Linked DNA regions of Homo sapiens: region 1 is linked to region 2. Evidence: chromatin loops called from intact Hi-C (ENCODE). Cell type or tissue: GM12878. All regions are shown on one strand.

Region 1 (8,000 bases), 530 kb after region 2:
ATTTTGATCTCCAGTTTATCTTTATAGCCATACAGACTGCATAGTTATTTTTCTCAAACATAATAACATTTTAAAGCCTTAAAATATTAATAGGTCTCTCATAAAGGTTAAGGTCTTTTAGAAAACCTAACACCAAAAATTTCAAGCCCCCACCCAGCACAAAGTTAGTTAGTTAGTTACTGAGGTTTTGTATCATAAACCCCAAACTATAGAAGGTGCTCTCTTGAAGTTGTTTAAATTGTCCATTTTGCCTGCAAAACTCAAAACCATAGACTTTCTTGTTCTTAGGCTGTATACTTTTGGGAAGTGATACTGGAACATTTGCCTTGCCTTATACATCACATTCTTGTTCTCTTGTTTCTTTTAACTGATGACAAACCCAGCTGCCTTTAACACATACAACCTCTGCTAACTGCCAGAAAGCAGAGGGTCTCACTCTCAGGATACTTTAAACACATTAGCGTTTGCCTTCAGTATAGATCTCTATTTTCTTCAGCTATCCCTAATGGGTTATCACTCAATTTTGGATACCATAATACCTGAGACAAAAGACATTGTGTTACCTCAGCTAAAGAATTTCTATCAAAAAGGTCTATTTTTAACAGAAGGTCTGCTTTTTTTCTAACCTTATTATTCCTTTATCGCCCTCTTACATAGATGGTATTATTAGGCAAAATTATCCATAGGTCATGGAAAAAAAGAAGGCCTGCTCTTCTTTTGCTTCATTTGTGGAAATGGCTCTTCATTTCTAAACCCAAGATTCTCAGGCTTTATGTTATAGTTACATTTATGTGGCAACTTGGTTATGCTGTGGTGTCCATTTGCTGGTCAACCATTTCGACTATTTAAAGGTAGCAAAAATGGAGGCAGCAACACTCACGGATTGGCAAAGCAAGGAAGCCATTCCTTCCCTAAGACTGAAAGGGCAAGAAAGGAATGCATGGCAGCAGCTCCAGGTGCTAGAGAACATATCAGGGCTTTCCAAAATCCTGTGCAGAAGAGGGGGTGAGCAAGAGAAGAGATACCCTGCCCTCTCTCCCCTTCTATCATCCACTTTCTGCAAGTACTTCCCCCTAGCTAAGTCTAACTGGAAGCCAGAAAGACAGCATCTACATGAACCATTCTCCTGAGGCACAGAGCAGGAAGTGAGGAGCAGGGAATGGAAAAGAATCAGCATGTGACCCTCACTGTAAATTACACCAAAAACATTTGGATGCATCTGTCAAGGTTTATGAAGAATGTCTGTACCTTTAAAGGCTGAATATTGTGTTTCACTCAACATGTCACCTCTCTGGGTCCTCTTCTTCTATGGTTAAAAAAAAAATACTGTAATAGGATTTCTAATTCTCCCTTCTTGCTACACTTAAACTCTGAGAGAAGAAGAAAAAGTAATGAATAAGAAATAAATATTATGCCCCTCACTCCCCACTCTTTGGAAAGTTTAAGTGGATGCCATCAATTTTAATTTTAAATATCCTTCCTCCATTGGACAGATTAATGGAGGAAATAGAGTAGAAACATAATGAGGTGAAGCCCAGATATCTGTGCGAATGTACCCAAATATTAACACTCAGTGAGCTACTATTTGGTATTTTTAATTAAAAAAATAAGTTAATGAAAAGTGAGCGTATACTATATAGAATTGCTGATTAGCTGAATGAGCAGAGCATCCTGGCCTTTCTGTCAAAAGGCACTTATTACTTGGTGTCCCTATTTTAGCCTAGAATGTTCTAAAGAGTGACAGTAAATCATATGTTATGCTGTGATTGCTAGCTCACTATTTTTTACAGGCATATTATTTGGGGTGATAAAAACTAATAGAACAAAGAGAAGCTGATTTCCCACTTACCTAGCAGTTACTAAGCAAAGGATGAATTCCTTTATGTGGAGATTCATCAACCCAGATTCTTTCCATTTTGTGGCTCTGTACCCTTTAGGGTCTATCTGTCATTTGCATCTAGTGAGTACAAAGAAATACAGATCTTTTGGGGTAGGAAGCATACTTTCTTCCTACAAGAGTCGATACAGAAACGGCATGCATTGCTTTCATGCACATTCCATTCTCTGCAATTTAGTCATATGTCCAAACCCAAATGCAAAGAAGACCAAGAAAGTAGGCTGGCTGTGTGCCCCAAAAGAGAAAATTGACTTTTGCTAAATAGCTCTATCACATACATAGGGATTATGAAAATAAACATGTATACATTTAATGATGTCTAAATAACTCCTGATGCTTAAAGTTAATATTATGACAACGTAAAATATTACAGGATAAGTAAGCCTTTCATTTCTATGTATCTTAATGTAAAATATTCATGTTTAATTAGTGTAGACTGAGCACAAATAATGTGTCTTTGCTTTAAATTTTAGGGAAACAAGAGGGGCAAAATATTCTACCATATGTTATTTTCCCATTTAAATTTCTCAAAGGAAAGGTAGGCTATGGTATAATGGTTACAATTATAATAAGAAATAGAAGAGAATATTAAAAAACAATACTTTAATTTCTGCCTGTCTAAATAAAATAGCTGTCTGCTAGTGCTTCTGAAAATCTATATAAAAATTTCCCTATTAATGATGAGACATCTTCAATAGTTTAATTGGAAATAATTAAATTTCCCTAAGAAAAAGGACAGATTGAAATAGCCAAGTGCTGTAACGATCAAATTGGTAACCAATTAATTATTTTTTACATGTGCCCTGCTTCTTGTTTAAGTACCATCAGTAAGTTAACACAAAATTCAGTTAAGTTTTGTTTTTTTCACTCAATCAATTTCTACACAGCTTTTCTAGGTTGGGTATTGTGCTATTTGGTGTTGATAGAGTTATTAACAAGATAATCAAAGACTTACATTCTAGCAGCATTAATGAACTTTTACTATGTGCTCATTCATTGCAAAAAATGATCATACAGAATAAGTATTATTATCTCCATTTTACAATAAGGACATTTAGACTCAGGGAGAGGTTAAGTAATGTGTCTAATGCCTTGTGGTTTGTGAGAGTGGAGTTGAACCAAACCCCAAGTATCTCATCTTATCCCTCTGCTGCATGTAACTAGAACTGAATTCCATATGAAACAAGCTCTTCCTGAAAATTTAAGTCAGTGAGACTTTCTCACTGCTTAGTTTACTTTCTCTAATTTTTAATTGATATTTCCTCTTACAATATTCAAAAATTGGGTTTCATTATATATGTAGTCTCACTTCCAGTTTCTAATAATACTGTGTTTTTCTAACATGGAAGATTTTTTTTTCTAAAGCAATTGCTGACTTTTTGATAATGAGTCAACAGTGCCATCTTCTGTCTCTGTTCTCATCAGCCACTGGAAATAAAGCCTTAAAAGACTGGGTTAATGTAGATCAGGAACAGGAAGCAAGGAATCTGGAGAGTTTACAATCTTGGCAAAATGTACTACATCTTTGAACACTTGCAAAGAGACTAATTGTTTGAAAGGCTCGCAGGGCAGAGACGTGTTAAAAACAGTGCAGTGTGATTAGTTTCCTGAAACCTTTGAGTAGCCCTTCCAACAATGGAACCGAAGAAGGAGGAAGCAGGAGGGAGGAGACAATGACAGAAACAGGTGGCAAGAGGTTGTAATGATTTGGGACGCCGTAATTGATGGAATAAAATAAGCAACTCTCCTGTTTGTTCTACCAATTGTTTACACATTTCCTCCTGTCTTCACCTTTAGAGAAACATGACTGATCTTGGTAAGCACTTTTATCAAGCAAAAAAAAAATAAAAAGGAAAAGATACAAATGAAACAAAATATTAAGCCCTGAATTTTTTCCTTCTCTGCATGTGAAGCATAGTTATCAAAACTGAGGCATGTGAGAAAACTTAGATAAACATGAAAATCTTGCAGGATTGAACATGTAGCTGAGAAAACACTATTTTTTTTTTTTTTTGCAAATCTATCCTATTTTGGAAATGTATTTTTAGTCTCATCATACTTTCCAGCCATCTTGCAAAGTAAAAAAGATGAAAATTAAAAACTCAAAGGGTTTACCAGTACTTAGGTGAGTTCATTTGAGTATCTCCATTTCACAATGCTTATCTTTCATATACCTACGCTGGGTTTAAGCTTTCTGAATAGTAGCCACTTCGAGAAATATTTATGACGTTAATCATATTGCCCAGAATACAATTGTTCTTCTGAGGAATTTGAAGAAATGGTAGGAATCCCAAACAGATTTTCGAAGTTCTCTTAGACAAGGAACTCCAAACAGCAGCAAGGCAAAAGTATGAATGAAAGGTAGTTTTAATGCCTGTCTTTATAAGTGTGGCTTTTGTGAGGCTGCTGTTTTCCATAATTATTTTGCATACTTGAAGACGAAGCATGAACGGCAGCTACGAGTGGGCACAATACAATGTGTAACTGGAAAATTTTCTGTGTACCACCAAGGGAAAACTGCCACTTTACTTTTGCTGAATTATTGGCAATCTACTTCTTTGTGCCCATCTGCTTTTTTCAGCCTTTCATTAAAATAGTATTAGATGAGTTTTCTTACTATAAATTAGTGGTCAGTGCTGGACAAAGGGGATTGGAATTGGAGTTTTCTGAAATTTAACCAAACACCTTAACAAGATGTCTCCAAAAAAGCCAAGTATCTAAGGTTTGATGGGTTACCAGGCTTGCAAAGGATCTTCCATCTGTTTCTGAGGGCTTCACATGACAGTCCCTGACTTATGTTCCCTAACAGCCCACTCTATTTCACACTAGCCAGAGGTATTATACTTTAATTGTATCATATTAAACACACTCTAGAAAACCCAGAATTCCATGTTAATTCGTCAGTCAACACAAGAAACTTAGCTTCCTAAATTGGCATATCTATATTTAAAGATCATCAATGTCAACATTTTACTATTTCTCTAAGCAGGGCAGTTATCATGTAATTTCATAAGCATGAAGTAATAAAATTGATCTGAAAATGCATATACATATTTATTCTCCCTTTTACAAAACTAGAATGCTTTCTACAATTGTTTTTTAATAAAGTCATTTTCAAAATATACACAATGCAAATCATTATGGGGATCTTCCTTCTCTATTGCCTCCCTCTGGTTGTGGATAAAAACTGGTTTCCTGGGCAAGAGCAAAGGCAGAGACCAGGCTGAATCAAAGGAGCTGCAATTGCTATGAATTCTCCAAATCTCCTTACACAGATGCTCAGAAGGATGAGATTCTGCCATTTTGTACCCGAACATTCCTCCCAGCCTGTGATGCTGAAAGATTAAAGACTCCACGAGTACACACAACATGACTGATTGATTACACTGACTTCAGTGCAACTCACTGGGAGAAGCACGAGGCTTGAGCTTTAACCAGAAGCTCTCTCAAGCACATGGCAATCTTTCTATATCCAAGGGAGGCTTTCTTTTTAATTTCATAAACTCACTTTTATTTATGGCACAGACCCCTTCTAGACCCCTCCTCAGGACTTTTTACAAAGGGTGCCCATTAGACCACTTATATCATCTCCTCTAGTTGCTGTTTATTCTATTTGCATTTGTTTTTCTCATTTAACTGTAATCACCTTATGGTAAGGGTGTTGGTGGTGGTACAAGGAGTGGCATTGACACAACTCCAGCCTTAGGTGACACCTGACTTTTACTAACTTAATTTCCCTTGTGGTCTTACTTAATTCATCTTACTCCAGTGGTCAAAAGAATGATAAAATTTCCATAATTCTGCTTGTGTCCAATCTCTCTCTCTTTCTCTTCCTCTATCTCTCCCCCTCTCTCTCCCTCTCTTTCTCTTTCTTTTTTCTCTCCCCTGGGTCCATTTATTTCTCTTTTTAAAATCAGTAATTACCAAAGTACCTCTGAAATTTACTAATTAACTTCATTTCTGATAACTAAGCTTGATAACTTTTCTTCTTTCTATAAAATAAACTTATCCTCTGATACATACAACCCAATTAAATGTTGACTTTCTCAGTTGTAGAGCTATCGATTTCCTAAGATTAAAGTAGTCTTCCTCATTGAAATTTTAGAAAAGTCCAAGGCAATAATATGAGGACAAAGAGGGAGTTGCCATTGTCTGATTAAAGTCAACGGAATAGATAAATGTGTCAAAAAGAACAAGTGGCATAACGGATCATAAGTATAGCAAATCCACAACTTATTATGAATTGTCTGATGTACATAGTTTTGAACTTTTCTTTTAAATCTTTTTTAAATTAAGTCATTTAACTATGTATTTGAAGACAATGTTTCTCCACCTTTAAACTGCCTCAAAATCTTTCTAAGGACACCCACTAGGGACTTCTCTTAATGCATATACTGAGTTTTTTAAAGATGATATCTCTACCAGCAAGCAGACTGATGGCTTGCGTGTGTTAAATACTCTATTAGGTTATGGTGCATACATGCTGCATACATGTAATCCTAACAAAAAGCCTGTGAGGTATTAAAAGGTTTCTTTATGTACAAAGAAAAGATACTCCTGAGTATTATGATCCAGGCAGCGAGGCCAAGCTCTTTTCCAGTGTCTTCCAAAGAGGATGTAGCATGGTTGAAATTCAAGATCAGGTGTGTTCGCCCTGACTACCGTGTTCCCTCACATGAATAAAAATGATCTGTAGGGAGATACTAATTCTCCTTTTCAATAACCTTTTTCTTTAAACCATTTTTCTTTTTCAATAAACATAACTAACATAAGAGTGCTCGTAATCTTTCCTCAGAAATCGAGTTTATATTTTCCATTTATCCCTGCATTAACTAAGGTTTTAAAGGTAATGAATTCAGAATTTATTTGAATAACATAGTTTCAATAGAAGCACTAACAGCAGAAGCCCAGGGGCTTACAGACAACATAACCAGGTTGAACATTTCTCCTATCTTTTCTTCCGATTTATCACAAAATATTTACATATAATTAGTTTGTTGTATGTACATTTAATTATTGTGTCATGTGTTTTTACAGGTAATTTATTTATCTATGCATTAGTTTGCTCGGGCTTCCATGACAAAATATTGCAGACTGGGTGGCTTAACCAACAGGAATTTATAATTCTAGAGGCTGGAAGTCTGAGATGAAGGTGTTGGAAGGGCTGGTTTCTGCTGAGTCCCTCTCCTTGGTTTGCGGATGACTGTGCCGTTGCTGCCTCTTCTCATGGTTTTTCCTCTGTGCACACACACTTCTGATGTCTCTGTGTGTGTCCAAATCTCTTCTTGGGAGAACACCAGTCAGTTTGGTTTAGGGCCCTCCCTAGTAATCTCATTTTAACATAATTATCTCTTTAAAGGCCCTGCCTCTAAATACTGGCACATTCTCAGGTACTGGGGGATTATGGCTTCAACATATGAATTTTCAGGGGACACAATTTAGCCCATCACAGTCTGTATAATTGAAAAGCTATAGCACAGAATATTGAATTGCTATTTGTGTAAAGAAAAAAGGTCCCACTGTAGACATGGAAACAGTTCAAACAAAGGGGGACAGGAGTAGATAGGAGTGGATTAAAAGAAGATATGTTATTTTCTCATGGCAGAGAATATGTTGACTGCCTTAGAAACATAAACAAAATATGAGAAATATTTTATTCTAATACAACAATGAGCAAAACTGTACTTAAGCCAGACGGCTGGAATTAGGGATTCAGGAAATAAGCATTGCAATTATATGTCAATCAAGTGATAAACTTAAAACCCTGCAGTGTCAGTTAAGAAGAAAGATTATTAGATTTATCAAAACACCACAGTGGAATACAGGAAATATAGCCCAAATGACAAAGAGAATATTTGCAGGAACTAAGAATAATCATTTTAAAGGAAAATAGGTTGAAATTAAGTCAAGAATGTTGAACAATGATCATAATAAAAACAACTCTGAAAGCCTGTTAGAAACCTATTGCCTCTGGCTCCTTAGAATATTTAAGAATTTGATGTCCAGAAACAGTCATGGCCCTTTCAGGAATATAATGTCGGTTTATAATGAAATTTTCAAAAATTCATAAAAGATTCACAAGTCTAAAAAGAACAATGCAGAT
Region 2 (8,000 bases):
AAATACAACAGATTCTTAATACTAAAACACAACATGTTGCTATCTTTTTTCCTTGGATATGTGATTGTGAATCACTAAGGGGCCTTAACAACTCTAGAAATATGAACATATAGAAAAGTAATGCATAGTTTGAAGGACAATCCAGTACCTTTGAAAACACCAACTACATAGCTTGAGGAAGATTTAAAACAAGCTTGTCCAACCCACGACCCGCAGACCACATGTGGGCTCATGAGGGCTTTGAATGCAGCCCAACACAAATTAGTAAACTTTCTTAAAACATTATGAAAATAGTTTGCATTTTTCTTTTGCTTATCAGCTATTATTAGTGTTAGTGTATTTTATGTGTAGCCCAAGACAATTCTTCTTCTTCCAATGTGGCCCAGGGAAGCCAAAAGATTGGACACCCCTGAAAAGAATGAAGGCTGTAAGAAGACTGCCATTGATGGAAGGCAGACTATCTTACTTAGTAAGAATTGAGGATGTTTGTAAGTGAGGACTGGTAAGGCTACAGGTGACATTTATTTCTTCGTGGTGACTGTACCACCAAGTCCTAATTGAAATGTGGCCATCAGACTGCCCTGCCAAGGAGAACCTGGTAAATCATTATCAGAAAATTATTTCTTTTACTTATGAATGTCTTTAGGCACAGTTGTCTTGGGAGAAAATTAACCTACTGTAAATGGTTTTCTAGAAAACCTTAGAATGTTTCTCATTTAATAAAAAACTGAAATTCAAACATGTGTCTTTGTTACATGCATCAACTACGTGCTATGTTTCTAGAAGAAGCAGTATGGTGACACCTCCTGCACTATTATTCTCTACAGTTTAGCATTTGAGCTAATATTGGACAGTTGAACCTACAGGTTAATCATTCATAAATTTAACAGATCCTTTGTAATTTAAAGTGAAAACTTTGAGTATCTCATAAAGCATACATTACTAACATAATAATTAAACACTATTTACCTCTCTTTTAAATATATAACAATAGCTATTAAATTGCCATATGCATCATAGTCACCTGGGAGAAGTATTAAAATATGGATTGCTGAGCTCCATTGCCAATGCTTCTGATTAATTCAGTAAAAGGGGGTCCCGATAATGTTTTATTTTTAGAAACTCCCAGGTTATGCTGGTGCTACTGGTTGGGGCACAACAAACACTTTGAGAAGGAACCGCTGCTTCATGGCAAACGATTGTATTGGGAGACATTAGAAATTCTGGTTTCTAGAGACATGTTGTTATAAAAATAATGGAGAATACATTGCATTGTATATAAGAAGTGTATTTTATTATCCAAAGCTCTTTAAAATGTCACTGTTGTCAGGATGTAATAACAACATTGAGCTAATGGCTCATAAATAATTACAAACAACAACTGACAAATTCATTAGCGAAGATCCTGAAATGAAATGGTGTCATCTGAAGAGCATTTATTTTGTAAAAATATTGTTTAGAAATGGATACCTGTTAACTATATGAGATTTGAATAAGACATAGGTGCTTGAGCTATGCAAAGTGTATTTTTATTTAAACAGAAACTCCTGTCTCAAAAATAAAAATTCAATATAATTTGAACCAGAATTTGGTTCAAAATGTGGCAACTATATCATTTAGTCATATTCTAAGTGAATAGACAGTAATTCAATCAAGTATAATTGCTTAGTTGAAATATAAGGATAACAAATGAGTTACAGCTTTTGCTATTTGATATTTTCTATTCACTCAGAGCCTGTGCTCCCTAGAGTAATTTGTCAACTAAAATGTGATTTAAAGAGGTTACAAAATTTTATGAAAAAAATCATCCTATGCCTTTAAAATAGGCAACAACATTTTAATTACTTTAATAAAACAGAAATGGATAATGTGTAGATTATGAGATAATGTAAAGTCTTTAATATCATGACTGACTTCTAAATGTTCAAATTGTGTGTCATAAAAGTGGATGCTTATGGGCTGGGCGCAGTGGCTCATGCCTGCAATCCCAGCACTTTGGGAGGCCAAGACGGGCAGGTCATGGGGTCAGGAGATTGAGACCATCCTGGCCAACATGGTGAAACACTGTCTCTACTAAAAATACAAAAATTAGCCGGGCGTGGTGGTGCACGCCTGTAGTCCCAGCTACTTGGGAGGCTGAGGCAAGAGAATCGCTGGAACCCAGGAGGCAAAGATTGCAGTGAGCCAAGATTGAGCCACTGCACTCCAGCCTGGCGACAGAGTGAGATTATGTCTAAAAAAAAAAAAAAAAAAAAAAAGTGGTTGCTATGAGGATTAAAATGGTACCAAATTAAAAAAACAGAAATTTGAAAACTGAAACTAAAACTGTTGTTGTGAAATGAAGTAGAAATCACCTAACCAATTTACGAAAAGAACATGAATATAAAAAGGGTGGTATGAGATATTCTGTTTTTCAAGTGAGCACTCATAAGTGTAGATTAAATAAGTTATCAAAAAATAATTAACAACGAAAAAAACATGAAACTGGCCTTATACTCAAGAGTTTTCTTTGGTAAACATTAGTTTGTGTACACACTTCATATGTAATTAGAAATAAGAATTGATAAGAAGAGACAACATGCTTGTGGAAGTTGCAAGAATAATTATTTTCCTTTAGCCTTGACATTTCATTTCCTTCCTACTCTGAAAATTGTCAAATGAAGTTCGGCACCTGCTTGCAGCCCCTTCCGTGTCTACTAGGGATGCTGAAGTAAACTTTATTATTTGAGATTCTTGTACTGCAAAATGCATAATAGATTTTCATCATGTCTAGTGTTCTCTACCTAAGAGGAGCTTAGGAAGAGTTTGCTAGTCATAGTACCAAAAGAAAGACAAATGGACTTATATGCATCTGAAAATCGACTTTTAGATTGAGATTCCCTAATTTATTCTATATCGGATTTGCACTTTGCCGTTACTATGTTAACTATCCACTCTAAGTTTTTAATCATTTATTCTATGGATGATATGATATTATATCATATCTCATATGAGATATGATATAATATGATATGAGATATGATATATGATATAATATGATATGATATATGATATGATATATGATATAATATGATATGAGATATAATATGAGATATGATATAATATGAGATATGATATGAGATATGATAGAATATGATATGAGATATGATATAATATGGATGATATGATATAATATGTGCTTTCTCATTCCACGTCCAAACTATATCATTGATTAGAGTATCCTGAAAATCTAATTGATGTTGATTTTCTAAAAATAAATTTCTGAAATACCTGTATTTAGTTAAGTATTTTATTATTGTAGCTAATCTGAAGGCCAATGTTGTTTTCCAGATATGCCAACCCAAAAAAATATTTGGAGGCATGATGTTATACATATGGGTTTAGATACACACATAGGTATAAACACATCAGTATATTTTACAAAAGTCATTTTCTTAATGTTTTAAAAAATTTAGTTTGATTTTTAACCATAAATTTTTCATGTTGATAAATATTCTTATCTAATAGTATTTTCATATTTATTTCCCATTGTATGACGTATCATGAAAAATTGACAAGTTCTTATTACTGAATATTGAGATTGTATCAAATGTTTTACTGTTGTAAATAATACTATACTAGACATCTTTACGGCCGATTTGTTCACTCTTTCTGAATATTTCTTTGGAAATATATATTCAGTACTCATTTATCTTTTCAAAATACAAACATATTGCCTAATTGTTCTCCAGTTTGTTTATCCTGGTTTACATATATATCATTTGTATTTGAGAAGCATAACTTTCTAAAAATTTACCAATATTTCATATTAAGAATGTTTAATTTTTCATAATAAGTAAATCTGTAGAAATAGATCACATTTCCAAAAACATTGCATAAAATGTATGGTGGTAACTATTGAAAATAACAATGTCATAGGTATTCTCAGGACTTCTTTAGAACCAATATAAACACCGATTAAAAGAAAAGAGCAGGGAAGAGAAATAGCTCACTAATATCCCCGTAAAATCTTTTGTTATACTTAACTAAAAAAATAAATTATATTACATTGTGTTTTCTGCTGTTTTGAAAATACTGAAATGTTGATCCTTCTCACCAAGTAGAACATTTATAGAAGAGCAATTATTTTTGTAGGGGTGGTGAGATAGAAAGTCTGTAAATTATAACCTAAGTATCAAAATAATCCAGCTGTACAGAGTGATGTTATTTCAATCTGGGGCAATACATATTGTCTAGACCACTCTCAAGATATTAAGAAACTCAATGACATTCCTATTCTTTTAATAATAACAAACATCAACAATAACCATTGTAAATACATTTAACTCGTACATCTTTACCAGACTCCTGGAAACATGAAATAAAGCCGAAGTCTTACAGAATATCGAGGGTTAAGAAGCAAAATTTCACTGCAAATAATGCGTTTTCTTTGATTCATCACTATTTAAATCTATAAACAGAAATTGTGATCTTCAGATGCTGAATGCCATTTCAATGAAGAATAAAGGAGATACTACCACCTAGTGGTAAAATATGCTGCTGAAAACAAAGTATTTTCATATTCAAATATTTTTAGAAAAGACCAGGCTGATGTGTGATTGTGTTATGGTTAAATGAAGTGTGCAATAATTATCAAAATTATGCATCTGTTAGGTTCTTAACTGCTGTGCACTTTATTCTGTTTACTTTTACAGTTTAAGCACTTTCACACGGAAATAGACATTATTGTGATGTGACTAGGGAAAAATTAATAAACTAGTGTCTTTACAGAATGATTGAATCTAATTTTCCTGGCTAAAGTAGTCGTTAATATTCTCCATTGCTTAAGACAGTTTAAAAGAGAACATTTTACTTAAAACATGCATTTATCTTACATTTATTTTAATAAATGTATATTTAGGTTTGCTCACATAATACTAAATATGGTGAAGTTCTGTAGATTTGGAAAACCGTTAGCTTAAATTAGCAACCATAGATTAGAGACATTAAATACCTTAAAGAAACTTATCTCTTGAAAATAAAATGTCCATAGATAATTAAAATGTAGAATTTTTAAATAAGAATCAATAAGAAAATATTCTTATTTGTAAAATACTATATATTCCTTGAATAGTATATTTTCAAAGAAGTAGCATGAATTCTTGTGATTCTGCACAGGTGTATTGTACAAGAAATAGCATTTTTTTTTGCTAGACATATCCATAATGTGATCCCCATAACAGGCAAGTACAAGTGAAACATTACATAAAAGTAAAATTAAATTTTAAAATACACCTGAATGCTTTTGTTGCTTGCTTGAAGTTTGGATAGATGTTCTATAGGCAGTGTTCACTCTTCTCATGTAGCATATACTTAAGACCAGCCTTCATTTTGCTCTGCGTGTTCTCTACAATTGCATAATACATTGTGCTAGGAAAAATTTAACAAAATGATGTTTCATTATGTCAAAAACTATGGAGAGTATTTTTTTTAATCACAAAATATTTTGCCACAACACCACACCTGGGAACACAGAATGCTTTCTATCTAATGCCTCATGCTATTTAATCAGAAAAAAAGGATGCTCTTATAAGAATATATTCAATGAAATATTAATTAATTTATTCACCGACTACTTATTGAGTTCCTCCCGTGGGCCATACATTATTCCAAAAGTGTCTGCAAGTAACTCCCTGAGACAGACAGGATCTTGTTTGCATTGAAGCTCCTTCTCTTTTTCCTTCTTCCTCTTCTCCTCTTTCATATCCTAAGTGGTAGATAAGCAGATAAATTTGATTGTTTGATTTCCTTGGTTTTCTCTTCTATTTTTTCCTTGTTTTGATTTTATTAAACTGCTGTTTTTATTATTCTATCTACTCAATCTACTTTGAGATTCATTTGATTTTATTTTTCTAGATTCTTAATTTGTAAACTGAGCTCAACAATGTAAGAACTTTCTTCTTTTTCTCCCAAGTGCTTAGTGCTACAATATTTCCTGAGTGCTGTGTCCTCTACTTCCCGCAAATTTTGATATGTTGAATTTTAATTTTCTTTCAATTCAAAATACATTTTAATTTCCCATTTGATTTTTTACTTGAACTCTTGAATTGTTCAGAAGCATTATTTACTATCTAAATATTTGATGATTTTCCAGATATTGTTCTGTTATTGATTTAAATGGAATTTCTTTGTAGTTGGAGAACATACTGTGTATGACTTGAATACTTTTAAATTTACTGAGATTTGTTTTAGGTAATAAAATCTGGTCTACATTTTAAACAGTGCTTTTCTACTGTACCTAAGTGAAGTGTTTCATAAATATCAATTAGGTCAAATTGATAGTATTGTTTAAATTTTCTACATATTTAGTAACCTTTTTCATAATTTTTCTATTGAGAAAGGATGTTTAAAATCTGATTATAATTTTAGATTTTGTATTTCTCTTTACATTTTTATCATTTTCCTTGATTAATTTTAAAACTCTGTTTTAGATTGATAAGTATTAATAAATGTTATGTCATTTTTAATTGACCCTGTTATTTTCAAATGACTCTCTTTTGTCTGGCAATCTTCCTTGTTCTAAAAATGGTTTTCTCTTATATCGATAGTTATCCCAGCTTGCTTTTCCTTAGTGTTATCAGGTGATATATTTTTTATTGTTTTGTTTTAACCAATTTGTTTCATACATTAAAGTGGGAGCAAGCATATGCTAAGTCTTGCTTTTTCATCCAATCTGAAAAGTTATGCCCTTTAATTGAGATGTTCAGACCATTTGCATTATTGTGATTATTGACATGGGTATTAATTTTCTATTACTATTATAACAAATCACCACAAATTTGGCGCCTTAAAGCAACCCAAATTTATTATCTTATATTCAGAAAGTCAGAAGTCATGGGAACAACATGCTGACAGGGCTGCATTCCTTCTGGATGTTCTAGGAAAATGTTTCTTTGGCTTTTCCAACTTCTAGGGACTGCATGTACTTCTTATCTCACGACTCTGTCTTCCATTTTCAAATCCATCACTTAAATATCTTAAGAAAAGCTGGTACCATTTCTACTGAAACTATTTCAAAAAATTGCAAAGGAGGAACTCCTTCCTAACTCATTTTATGAGGCCAGTATCATCATGATACCAAAACCTGGCAGAGATACAACATAAAAAGGAAACTTCAGGATAATATCCCTGATGAACATTGATGCAAAAATCTTCAATAAAATACTAAGAAACAGAATACAGTGGCTCATCAAAAAGCTTATCCACCATGATCAAGTTGGCTTCATCCCAGGGATGCAAGATTGGGTCAACACGCACAAATCAATAAATGTGATTCATCACATAAATGGAACTAAAGATAAAAACCATATAATTATCTCAATAGATGCAGAAAACGACTTCAATAAAATTCAACATCCATTCATGTTAAAGTCTCTCAATAAACTAGGTATTGAAGGAACATAGCTAAAAATAGTAAGAGCCATACATGACAAACCTGTAGCCAATAACATACTGAATGGGCAAAAGCCAGAAGCATTCCCCTTGAACACTGGCATAAGAAAAGAATGCCCTCTCTCACCACTCCTATTCAAGATAGTATTGGAAGTTCTGGCCATGGCAATCAGGCAAAAGAAAAAAATAAAGGAAAAAAGTAGGAAAAGAGGAAGTAAAGTTATCTTTGTTTGCAGATGACATATATAGAAACCCGCATCGCCTCAGCACAAAAGCTTCTTAAGCTAATAAGCAACTTCAGCAAAGTCTCAGGATATAAAATGAATGTGCAAAAATCACTAGCATTCCTATACACCAACAACAGGCAAGCAGAAAACCAAATCATGAATGAACTCCCATTCACAATTGCTAGTAAAAGAATAAGACACCTGGAAATACAGCTAGCAAGGGAAATGAAGGACCTCTTCAAGAATTATAAACCACTTCTCAAAGAAATCAGAGAGGACACAAACAAATAGAAAAATATTCCATGCTCATGGATGAAAAGAATCAGTATTGTTAAAATGGCC

Evidence for each region. Peaks named below come from ENCODE experiments on the same cell type or tissue, not always from the same donor. Only the 100,000 strongest peaks of a DNase experiment are listed, where the experiment ranks them.
Region 1: it touches region 2 in a loop (3-fold over the local background); 3 of 110 quality-filtered maps call a loop at or near these places.

What each region holds. Positions count from the first base shown.
Region 1 is chr21:25,036,647-25,044,646 of GRCh38, forward strand. All of the region lies in intron 3 of LINC01692 (long intergenic non-protein coding RNA 1692), which reads left to right. Among named protein-coding and RNA genes, the nearest start is that of LINC01692, 200 kb to the left of the region's middle. In GM12878, a CTCF peak has its summit at 3,303 (motif pointing left); a DNase peak (open chromatin) is centred at 3,315; H3K4me3 peaks cover 482 bases; H3K27ac peaks cover 227 bases.
Region 2 is chr21:24,509,791-24,517,790 of GRCh38, forward strand. The region is part of intron 1 of LINC01684 (long intergenic non-protein coding RNA 1684); the gene reads left to right. Among named protein-coding and RNA genes, the nearest start is that of LINC01684, 85 kb to the left of the region's middle. In GM12878, a CTCF peak has its summit at 4,527 (motif pointing left); no DNase peak of the experiment used is centred here.